Regions from separate parts of the Homo sapiens genome. Here region 2 is linked to region 1. Evidence: read pairs that join two places in POLR2A ChIA-PET (ENCODE). Cell type or tissue: Panc1. All regions are shown on one strand.

Region 1 (5,000 bases):
CTATACCACTTGGGAGATGGTGGGAGAATAATTTTATCCACAAGTATTAAGTTGTTGCCTGAGGACAGCTGAGTAAACAGTTTGCTGAAGTCTGTTTGAGGACTGCCAGCTAGTTACACCCATAATTTCATCTCTATTAACAAAAACAACTCATACTGTCGCAGTGCCCTGCTTTGGCTACCCCATGGTTTGCAGTATTTGAGTTATGGAGTGTCACTTGAGTAACATTCTATAGCAGTGGGGGCTGTGTTTTGATGTCCTTTCATTACCCACCCCCACTCTGCTGATTTATGGCATACCATGCAGAGACCTAAATCAAAACTAGAAAATACGTGTGAAATAATGCAAAACAGAGTCGAAGGGTTGGCAATTCTGTAATTATACCTAAAGGGAAAATAATTATGTAATACCATATGGCAACAGTCAGTCTCAGAATAACAAATGTCCATACTGTAAATGCAGGATTCTGGGAAGAGCACACAGGGTGTTTGAAGAGAAGCTGAGGACAAGTTTGCCTTTTAAAAGGACCCATAGACAACTTTGTGAATGGTATTTGGCCTTTGATAGTACTGTTTATTAGCCCAGGAAATGAAGGCCGGAGTGAGTGAAGTGACATGGCCCTGACAAATGAATGCAGAAAAATGGGACAGGACTTGAGTTATTTATTGTTCCTGCTCTGTCTAGACTACTACCTGCAGTAGCCATTGGTTTTACCCACCAGTTGAAATTCTGGAAATGTGAAAGCAACTTATTGATAGAAAACAGAAAACTCTCCAAGTCTAAACAGCAACTATGAAATAGAAGCTAAGTCAACATAAAAAATAACTCATACTGGTGACCTTTCAGTTAAAAGAAGGAAAGAAAGATGAAAGAATTCCTTGGTAGTCAAGAGTACGAAACTCTCCTCTACAAGTTTATTAGTTAATGAACAACCTCTACATGGAGGGAAATAGGAGAGAAATGACCTGGGCAATATTCCAGCTGAAGTCTTTATGTTGGAAAACACACCTCCATCCACCTCGACATTGTAAAGCGTTGGCATGGGAACTGAAATGAAGGACGCTAGGAAAAGATTAAGTGACTAAGGCTCTTACTGGCCAACTTTCCTCACTAAAAATTAGCCCTGAATTTAAGTGTTCCCTAAGTCCTTCAAGTCACTAACCTGGTTGGAGCCATATTAGGGGCTGGTCTGAAATACTGTGAACTCAGTGGACAGGGGTGACAATTAAAACCATTCCAAACAGGGAAAGCAGAAAGATATGGGTTTCTTTAAGACAGGATTGGCAAACTATGGCCAGCTGTTTTTGTAAATAAAGTTTTATTGGAACACAGCCATGCCCATTCATTCAGGTATCACGTATGGCTGCTTTTGTGATACAATGGTAGGCTTGGGTAGTTCTTACAGACATCATATGACTGACTCACAAAGCCTAAAATATTGATTATATGGTCCTTTTCAGAAAACGTTTGCCCACTTCTGCTGTAATATACTATTTATCTGGAATAGCTTCAGTTATTAAAAGCTTTAATTAATAATTTATAAGAATAGCTCTAAAACTGGAAACCAACTTTAGGTAATTATGCTTAAGCTTTAGACCTGAAAACTACTTCCTTGAGTTCTTCATGGTTATTTTACTTTCCTAATTAAGGGTAAATATATGTTATATATTTGGTCCTAGCTTTGAAAAAATTTTGCTCTGCACAAAAGATCCTGGCAATAGAGGTAGGTAGAGTTCCACATAGTCAAACAAACAGTCTTAAAGTGATTTTTTTTTTGTTTGTTTTTGGAAACCAAGCTATTTAAGAAAGTATTAATTTTAAAAAACAGATATTAAAAAGGAAATGCTGAATGGGCGCTTAAAGGAGGAATTTACATGTTGAAAATAAGACTAACAATGTCTAAAGCTCTCGAAAACCCTGCCTTGTAGTCACATATTTAATCCTTACAATAACCCATACATTAGATACAATGCAGCCCATTTTAGAGCAATGAACCTGAGATCTAGGAGGTTACGAGAGCTGCCTATGACCACCAAGTAGCAAAGTGGTAGGCCAGAGCTGGTGCACAAGTGTCACTTAAATCCAAGTATTTTCCTTACTCTGCCCGCCCCAAAATGCAGTAGATGAGAGAAGGAGGACTTGCTCAGGAAAGGTGAGCTTCTGCATCCTAAACCTGAGTGAGCCTGGACAAGTCTTTTAGTCTCTCCAGATAGCAGTTAGTTTATCAAAAAATGAGTGCTAGTGTTCTATAAAGGCTTTACTGCTTTGCTCTATGAAACTTATAATTGAGGATTTTACTACATTTAGCTTGAAAATGTCTCTCAAAGAGAATTTAAAACCTTCCTGTGTTTCCTTTGTTACAACAGTTTTTGCTTGTTTCTTTTCAAGTCTTTGGTGGAATGAACGGGCAATTTCATGCCTGCACTACCCAGTTATTCAGTGCTGGGCGCGCCTTCTCCCACCGCTCTTCCATTTCTGCTTCACCTAAAACAAACAGTGGCGAGGCTCGAGCGGCGCCTGGGCTCCCAGCCTTTGGTAGTGAGTTGGGCTCCCCGTTCCACCTGGCTTCCTGAGCACCCTGCTCTCCATTCCCAGTGTTGCCTCAAGCAGTCACCCCTTGGGCTGCCCAGGTCACCCTGCAGCCCTCATTGCTCTTTTGCCCCAACTTCCAGCGGTTTTCGGCTACTAACCTGAACATTTTTTAAACCTGAGCCAACAGGTCCCAAGTGTCTAGCCGTCTGAAGCAGAGTCTCTCTAAAGAGAGATTCTGCCAAATTCAGGAAACTCCACCAGTATCTGCTCTCTCTGAGGAAGTGGATTTTATAAGTGAAACTATCCCATGTCCCTTAACGTCTGGGCTGGGCAGCCAAGGTAGGTGGTGGCCCGAGAAAGTGGGAGTGTTTTAGAGAATGACAACTGCCCTTTGCTGTCCAGTTTTTACCAGGCCAGGAAGAAAAAGGTGACTTTCCTCCTCATGGGAAATTTATTGCCAAGGGAAAATAGAGACTCAACACATCAGCCACACAGAGGAAGGCTGGGATGCTCCCTGAGTTTATGGAGCACACTTACTAAACCTTTTTTAAATGACCAAAGAAAAAAGTTACAAACAAGAAAAATGTCTTCTCCTGAGAGATTGGCCCCACCCTCCCACCCACCCACGGGGAACTATAAATTAGATATTACAGGCACAGCAAATTGGCAGCTGATGCTTTAAACATTATGAAGTGCCAGGTCTGGACCTCAATACAGATACTTTTTTGTTTTAGGTACTTGCCATTTAAAAATACACTTAGAAGTTTCTGGAAGGGGTAGCGCTGTAAATGAAATGCCCCACACAGAGAGATCATGACATGAGAAGGGTTGCCCTGCTCCTCACACGTACCGGGAGCCTGATAAGAACCATCTCATGTGTTCATGCAACGACTCCCTGAGGAAGGCATCGTTGTCTTTCTTTTAAAGAGGATGAGGGGCCCTAATGGAGGAAGGACGCCCCCAGACTTCTCGTGAATCCCGTGTCCACATCAGGCAGCATCCAGAGGACAACCAGAAAACACATTGGATAAAATCCCCCTATTCTAAGGTGGCTCCCTTGATGAGGGAACGTAAACTGACTCTGAATTTTTTTCATTGAAAAGTCTTGAAAATGTGACCCTGGAATTTCAAGCCCTGTATCTCTCCCCTAAAGATGGAGCCATTTTTTTCTCTCTGCTTACAGAACCACTGGGGTGTCAGAGATCAGTTCATCCAAACACCCTTACAGAACAAAGCAAGAAATTAAAGCATTGAGATGTAGGGTGATTTATTCAAAGAAAGAAACTAATTAGTGGCAAAACTCTTATTTTTGGCTCTACCACTATTTCATACTTAAAAAAATTACAGCTTTACTGAGGTATAATTGACAAAATTTTGTGATTTTCAGGTGCACCACAGGACGATTTGCTATCATATATATTTTGTGACATGATTACCACAATCAACTTAATTAACACCTCACCTAGTTACCCCTTTTTGTTTTGTTTTATGATGAGAACACTTAAGCACATTTCAAGTATACCTTGAGTACTGTTAACTGTAGTCACCATGCTGCATATGGGATCTGAATTTATTCATTCTATAACTGAAAGTTTGTACCCTTTGACCATCTTCTCTATTCTCCCATCCCCCTGCCCCTGGTAACCACCACATATATATTTTTTAAACATAAGAGTGAACACTCCAGTTTGTGAGAGAAAAGATGTACTGCTAATGTCGCAACTAAAAATTTAAGGACCACCCACTTCAAAAACCATCATTAGATGATCAATTCATAGCATGATCATTGATGTAACTGTCTTTACCACAATTGGGTTTTCTCCCCTTTTCTTTAGTTATTTTTCTGGTCATGAAAACCAAAACATTAAGTGGACTAACAGATAAAAAATGGATCATGATGAAAGGTACAAATGTACCCACTCATATAAAAAAAAGTTCCATTCTTTCTCTTTCTCATACTTTACTAAGGAGGGTTGGCCAACAAAGATGTTCCTTGGTAGAATTATAAGAGAATGTGGAAATGCTCTGGGTTTTGTTGTTTCTCTTTCCCTACCCAACTCTAGTGGTGAGATTAAGCTTACTAGTAGCTAGAAGCTCCAGTATTACAGGCTTTCATAGATGCCCAAGAAAGACTGCAATGAGCTTGTTCCTCCAAGTGGCCACAGATCTGCTCTGGATGGCAAAACAGACCAAGTTGAAGCTGAAGCCCTGTCATATTAACTCCACTCTTCTCTCCCCTTTCTCCACCGGCTCCCCTTCCTCATGGCTCACTTTTTCATAACTCTCACCTTCTATACTAAATTTTCCATTAGAGACAGGAATGCGGCTGTTGGAAGAAGTTGTTGTAGGGGCCTGCTCCACTCTGAGCTCAGGCTCCCTGTCTGTCGCGGGCCAGCAGTGGCTCACTCTGGACACAGTTGTACAGAACTATGGAGCCTATTGCCAAGAACCATCCCAGTTTCACCATT
Region 2 (5,000 bases), 810 kb after region 1:
ATTGTATCATGAGCATTCTCCATGTTGCTGCATCTTCAAAATTACTGTTTTAGTGGCCACATAATATTCCATAAGATAGAGTTCACCGAAACATGCCCTTCATTTCGTCATGATGGCTGCTTACAAGCTTTCATTATTATAAATTACACTGAAGCAAACATTTTTCATTGTTCCAAAAAAGATCCACCTAATGGATCTTTTTCCCTTTAGATCATTTTCATAGAACCTTTTCTCAGAAGTGGTTGGACTGGGGAAAAAGGATACAGATGTTACAATGCTATTTACCAGTGAGTTTCCAATTTTTGTAACAATTTTTGTGTGTTTTGGATGATAATATTCATTAAACATTTCCAAGGGAAAACTTAGTCTTTTTACTAAATCCCAAAACATGTTGGAGGAAGAGGGTATAATGGAAGCACTAGAGAAATTCACAATTGCCATCACTATATTATGGGTATATAGGTATATAAGCAACCAATTCAGATGTTGTCCTCATTCTTCATTGAAGAAATTGTGTTAAAAGAAAGTGCTGCTTACATCCAGCCCTTTAATCTTCAATCTACTTCAGTTTATTAAAAATGGAGCCATTGCCTGGCATGTTGGCTCATGCCTTAATCCCAGCACTTTGGGAGCCCAAGGTAGGAGAATTGCTTGATCCCAGGAGTTTGAAATCAGCCTGGGCAATGTAGCAAGACCTTGCCTCTACCAAAACAAAACAAAACAAAACAAAACCGGTGTGGTGACGTGCACCTACAGTCTCAGCTACTCGGGAGGCTGAGGTAGGAGGATCACTTGAGGCCAGGAGATCAAGGCTGCAGTGAACTGTGATTGCACCACTGCACTCCAGCCTAGATGACAGAGCAAGACCCTGTCTCCAAAAAAAAAGGGGGGGGGGGAATTGCAAACATTGATCCATTTGCTATCATTTGTGCAATTATTTGAATGTTTGTGACACATCACAACAATGTGCAAGACCCCAGGATTGACAGCTACCCCCAATTTACCATTATAACTTAATATGAGTAATCATAGGGAACAAGCATGGCAATTTTGAATTTGGAATGAAATAAAAGAGTAGTTTTTTTTCCTCATCCAAGCATTTGCTCTGATCCTCTTAACAGTTGGAAAGAGAGCTCCAAAGCTACATTGTTTCCAATTTAAAGTTAATTGAAATTTAACTGTGATATGGAGGAACATGATTATTACCATACTCCTAAAATTGTCCTTGACTTAAATAGAAAATGTTTGCAGAATGCTGTATGCCAAATTGTAACGTAGTATACATGAGAACATATTCCCCAGAAAATTCTGTATTATTATGTATTCCCCTTCATTCACAGAAAATCCATCCCAAAGAATTAAACTTTGCAGCACAATCTGAATTTGGAATTCAGATTCCCTAATAATGAAGGTTTGCCATGTTCAGCTTGCTGAGTTTATTAAACAGGTGAATGCTAACCCCACACAGTGAAGTTTTAAAAGGAGGGATAGTGGGTAGATCATTTCTGTTAAGCTTCAGAGCTTCAGTCTATTCATTTAACAAGGACAAAAAAGATTTGCAGTGTATTTCAGAAAGGCATATGTAGGATTATTCCACAGCAAGGGCCAAAGTTCAAATTCCCTAGAATATCAGGGGAAATTCTCCCCTCAGCATGTTACTGTTTTTAAAACAACTGCTTTTCTTGCTGATTAGACGTGATTTTAATTCCAGGACTAAATACAAAATGAAAGCAGCAGATAGGGAAGCCCTTGCATATCTTCTTGCTTTTACCCTAAGCCTGGCCATTAAAGGTAATTAATTTATGGGCTGGCAAAGCCTACTGCCTTTCCTCTATGGATTTGTTAGTTCTGCATTCAATATGGGATTCCAAATATAACTTGTATCCACCATTTATAAAATACAAGGACTGATCCCTTTGGCTTCTCTTGTCCCTCAGAGATTCCAGGATTAGCATGAAAGCTTTCTGTTTTTAGAAAAGCAAGTCTTGACTCTCTGTGGATTGGGGAAGACTGTGAATCACCCAGCCATGAGAGCCAGTTGGATAAACTTTTCATAAGTGATGCATATGAACTGTGAGGCTTGGCCTTCCTAACACTTAATGGGTATGGTTGTCAGGGTAATTTCCTGAATATTACTATGATCACTTTTACCCTTTTTTAACATAACATCAACAAAGGCACATCTACAATCAGAAAATGTTGAGGAAAATGATTTCATACTTCTTACCTATGTGTATTTCCTCTTGTGTACAGTTAGTCTTGTTTTTGGTAAATATTCAATAAATTAAGTGAGAATATCCATACTGCAGTGAATCGTGTTGTTGTACATGAAGACTCTCAAGAATTCACATCAAACAAAAGTTGATATGAAAAAGCAAAGAGTGTTTATGATCACTATTTAAATAATCTATTATTATGGCTGAGATGCCATCTTCATTTTATAGATAAGGTAACAGAGCTCAAAAAGGTTACTCACCACTAGTGGAGCTGGGATTTGAACTCAGGTCTCTCCAGTGCCAAAGTCCTGGACCAGCATATAGCCTTCTGCCTCTAGGTGATGACAGTAAACCTTTGATACCCATGATGGAAAGATCCGGAGAGCATCATGAATCCCTAGATTCTCAAATACCATGGCATGGGTGTACAATTTCCCCCTTAAAATGCAGTGTTGCTCTGTCCGGAGCTCCTACTGGAACTGTTTAAATGACAATGTTTCCTTGTTTTATATTGACTGGTGGACAAGTCCAGCTAGCATCAAAGTCGGCATTCTATTCTTTATCCAAAAAGGAATTCTTCTGTAATCTGGCAAAACCTGTCCCTTTTTCCTTCTTTCCTGCCACCTCTGGCTCTTGCAGTAAGCTTTCTTTGGGGAGAATATTTTCCTGAAAAATAAACTCTTTAATGTCTTCACCAGAGTTCCTGGGCATATGTGTGGTGACAAATAGAAACCAGCTTCTCCCAGTTATGATGTGGTCTGGGACAATCAGTGGGTCTGAGTCATCGCCTGTGCCACTCACCCACACACCAGCCTTGGGCAGCAGTCGGAATTGAGAATCCTGCCTCAGGCAATTACGTTTCATATACACATCATATATTATAATTACATGTCGTGGGTCCGTGGGAGAGAGTATAGCTTAGTGACCAGGAACACAGACTCTGGAGGTAGACTACTTGAGTTGAAATTTCATCTTTGCTTCTGATAAGCTTGGTGGCCTTTGACAAGTTACTTAACCTCTGTGTGCCTTAGTTTATCCATCTGTAAAATGGAGGTTGTAATAGCTACCCTAACGACTGTTATAAGTACTAAATAAGTTAATGTTTGTAAAACAGTTAGAACAGTGCCTGGCACATAGTAAGCAATAAAACTGCCAGCTTTTATTGTCCTGGTTTCTCATAGAAGTTCAAACAGTAAGTCCTCAAATGCTGTGTTTCCATTTTGATGAAGAGGTTTGATTGACTCCATTTGCTTCTGCACTGCCTGCTCTCACATGCTCCCTCTATAACACCCCAGGGTTTTCTTTGGCCTGTCATGCTTCTCTTGGACTCCTCATTCTTAGCTGTGTTTGTTGTCTGTTCTGCCCACCTTCAGCATCTCCCCTCTGCTGCTTCCCTTGCCATTCCTTCCTTGTCTGCGTACCTTCCTGCACTTTTCTCCCAGCAGCCTCCACCAGGTTATGAGTTGGAGCCTCACGGACCTGAGCCTGCTGGGTGGCTTGGGAAACCAGGCTTTGTTCCTCCAGGTTTCACCCTCCTGTGGCTTTACTTTTTGCCAGATTTCTCCAATTCTCATTCTGCTGATGTGCCAACCCCTCAATTGTCAGGGCAACCACAGCAACCTCAGCCCTCTCTGCTGTCCAAAATATGTCAGCAGCCAGGCTGAACTTCCACCTCATGCCACAGCTTAACTCCTACAGAATACCCTGTTGTGCACTGAAGAATATACCAGCAAGACTGTCAGACATTGTTAGAGCCAGTCAATCCTTGTTACATTTTTACACAATGCCTTCTCTTCTAAGTCTGCCTGCTGGGTTCATTTGGCATGGGTTACCCCAAAGTGAGTGTAACCTAAAGAAATTGTGCACACAAGATAAACGTAGTGCCCTTGGCAAGAAAGATATGCAGGTTAAAAATTAGCATTTAGAGGTTTTTTCCCCAAAGGAGTAAATTCTCACTACTGGATTCCCTGGGTCCTTTCAGTCTTGTGATTTAAAGGAGACACATGAATTGATTAAAATTTTCCAGTGAAAATGCCATTCAATTAAATAAGCACAACAAGTCTAACTGGGAAGATTTCATGTTCTGAAGTTTGCGTTTTTCTCTTAGGAGGTGCTCACAGATGTATACCTTTTCCAGAGAGAAGAATTGAGGGATTTAAATGCATTTTTATGCTGAGTAAAGTAGGTGGCAAGGTAGCAGTATTTCACTCTAACCTCATTTTAGACCCCCAGTACGTTGGTACAGTCTGTCCTTATCATCTGTGAAAGGGCATCTGATCTGAGTATCATGCACTTCCACAAGATTAAGAAACTCATCTGCACATTTTTTTTTTTTTTTTGAGACAGCATCTCACTCTGTTGCCCAGGCTGGAGTGCAATAGCATGATCTCGGCTCACTGCAACCTCCGCCTCCTGGGTTCAAGCGATTCTCCTGCCTCAGCCTCCCAAGTAGTTGGGATTACAGGCACCCACCAACATGCCCAGCTAATTTTTTTATTTTTAGTAGAGATGGTGTTTCGCCATGTTGGTCAGGCTGGTCTCGAACTCCTGACCTCAGGGGATCTGCCTGCCTTGGCCTCCCAAAGTGCTGGGATTACAGGCATGAGCCACTGTGCCCAGCTGTTAATTCAGTTTTAGAGTGTCTGTAACATATGCTCTGTATGGAGAATGGTTACTGTATACTCGTGGGTGCCAGGTACTTTAGAAGAGACAAAGAAATATAACTGGTGGGTCTAGATACTCAAGATGACAAACATGGAAACTTAAATAGCAGTGTAAAGTATG

The links. Peaks named below come from ENCODE experiments on the same cell type or tissue, not always from the same donor. Only the 100,000 strongest peaks of a DNase experiment are listed, where the experiment ranks them.
Region 2: POLR2A ChIA-PET joins it to region 1 with 8 read pairs; 1 of 35 experiments calls an interaction of 5 or more read pairs at or near these places.

The regions. Positions count from the first base shown.
Region 1 is chr7:28,769,947-28,774,946 of GRCh38, reverse strand. The region is part of intron 7 of CREB5 (cAMP responsive element binding protein 5); the gene reads right to left. Among named protein-coding and RNA genes, the nearest start is that of TRIL, 190 kb to the left of the region's middle. In Panc1, no CTCF peak of the experiment used is centred here; no DNase peak of the experiment used is centred here; H3K4me3 peaks cover 410 bases.
Region 2 is chr7:27,959,455-27,964,454 of GRCh38, reverse strand. The region is part of intron 2 of JAZF1 (JAZF zinc finger 1); the gene reads left to right. Among named protein-coding and RNA genes, the nearest start is that of JAZF1-AS1, 220 kb to the left of the region's middle. In Panc1, no CTCF peak of the experiment used is centred here; a DNase peak (open chromatin) is centred at 2,994.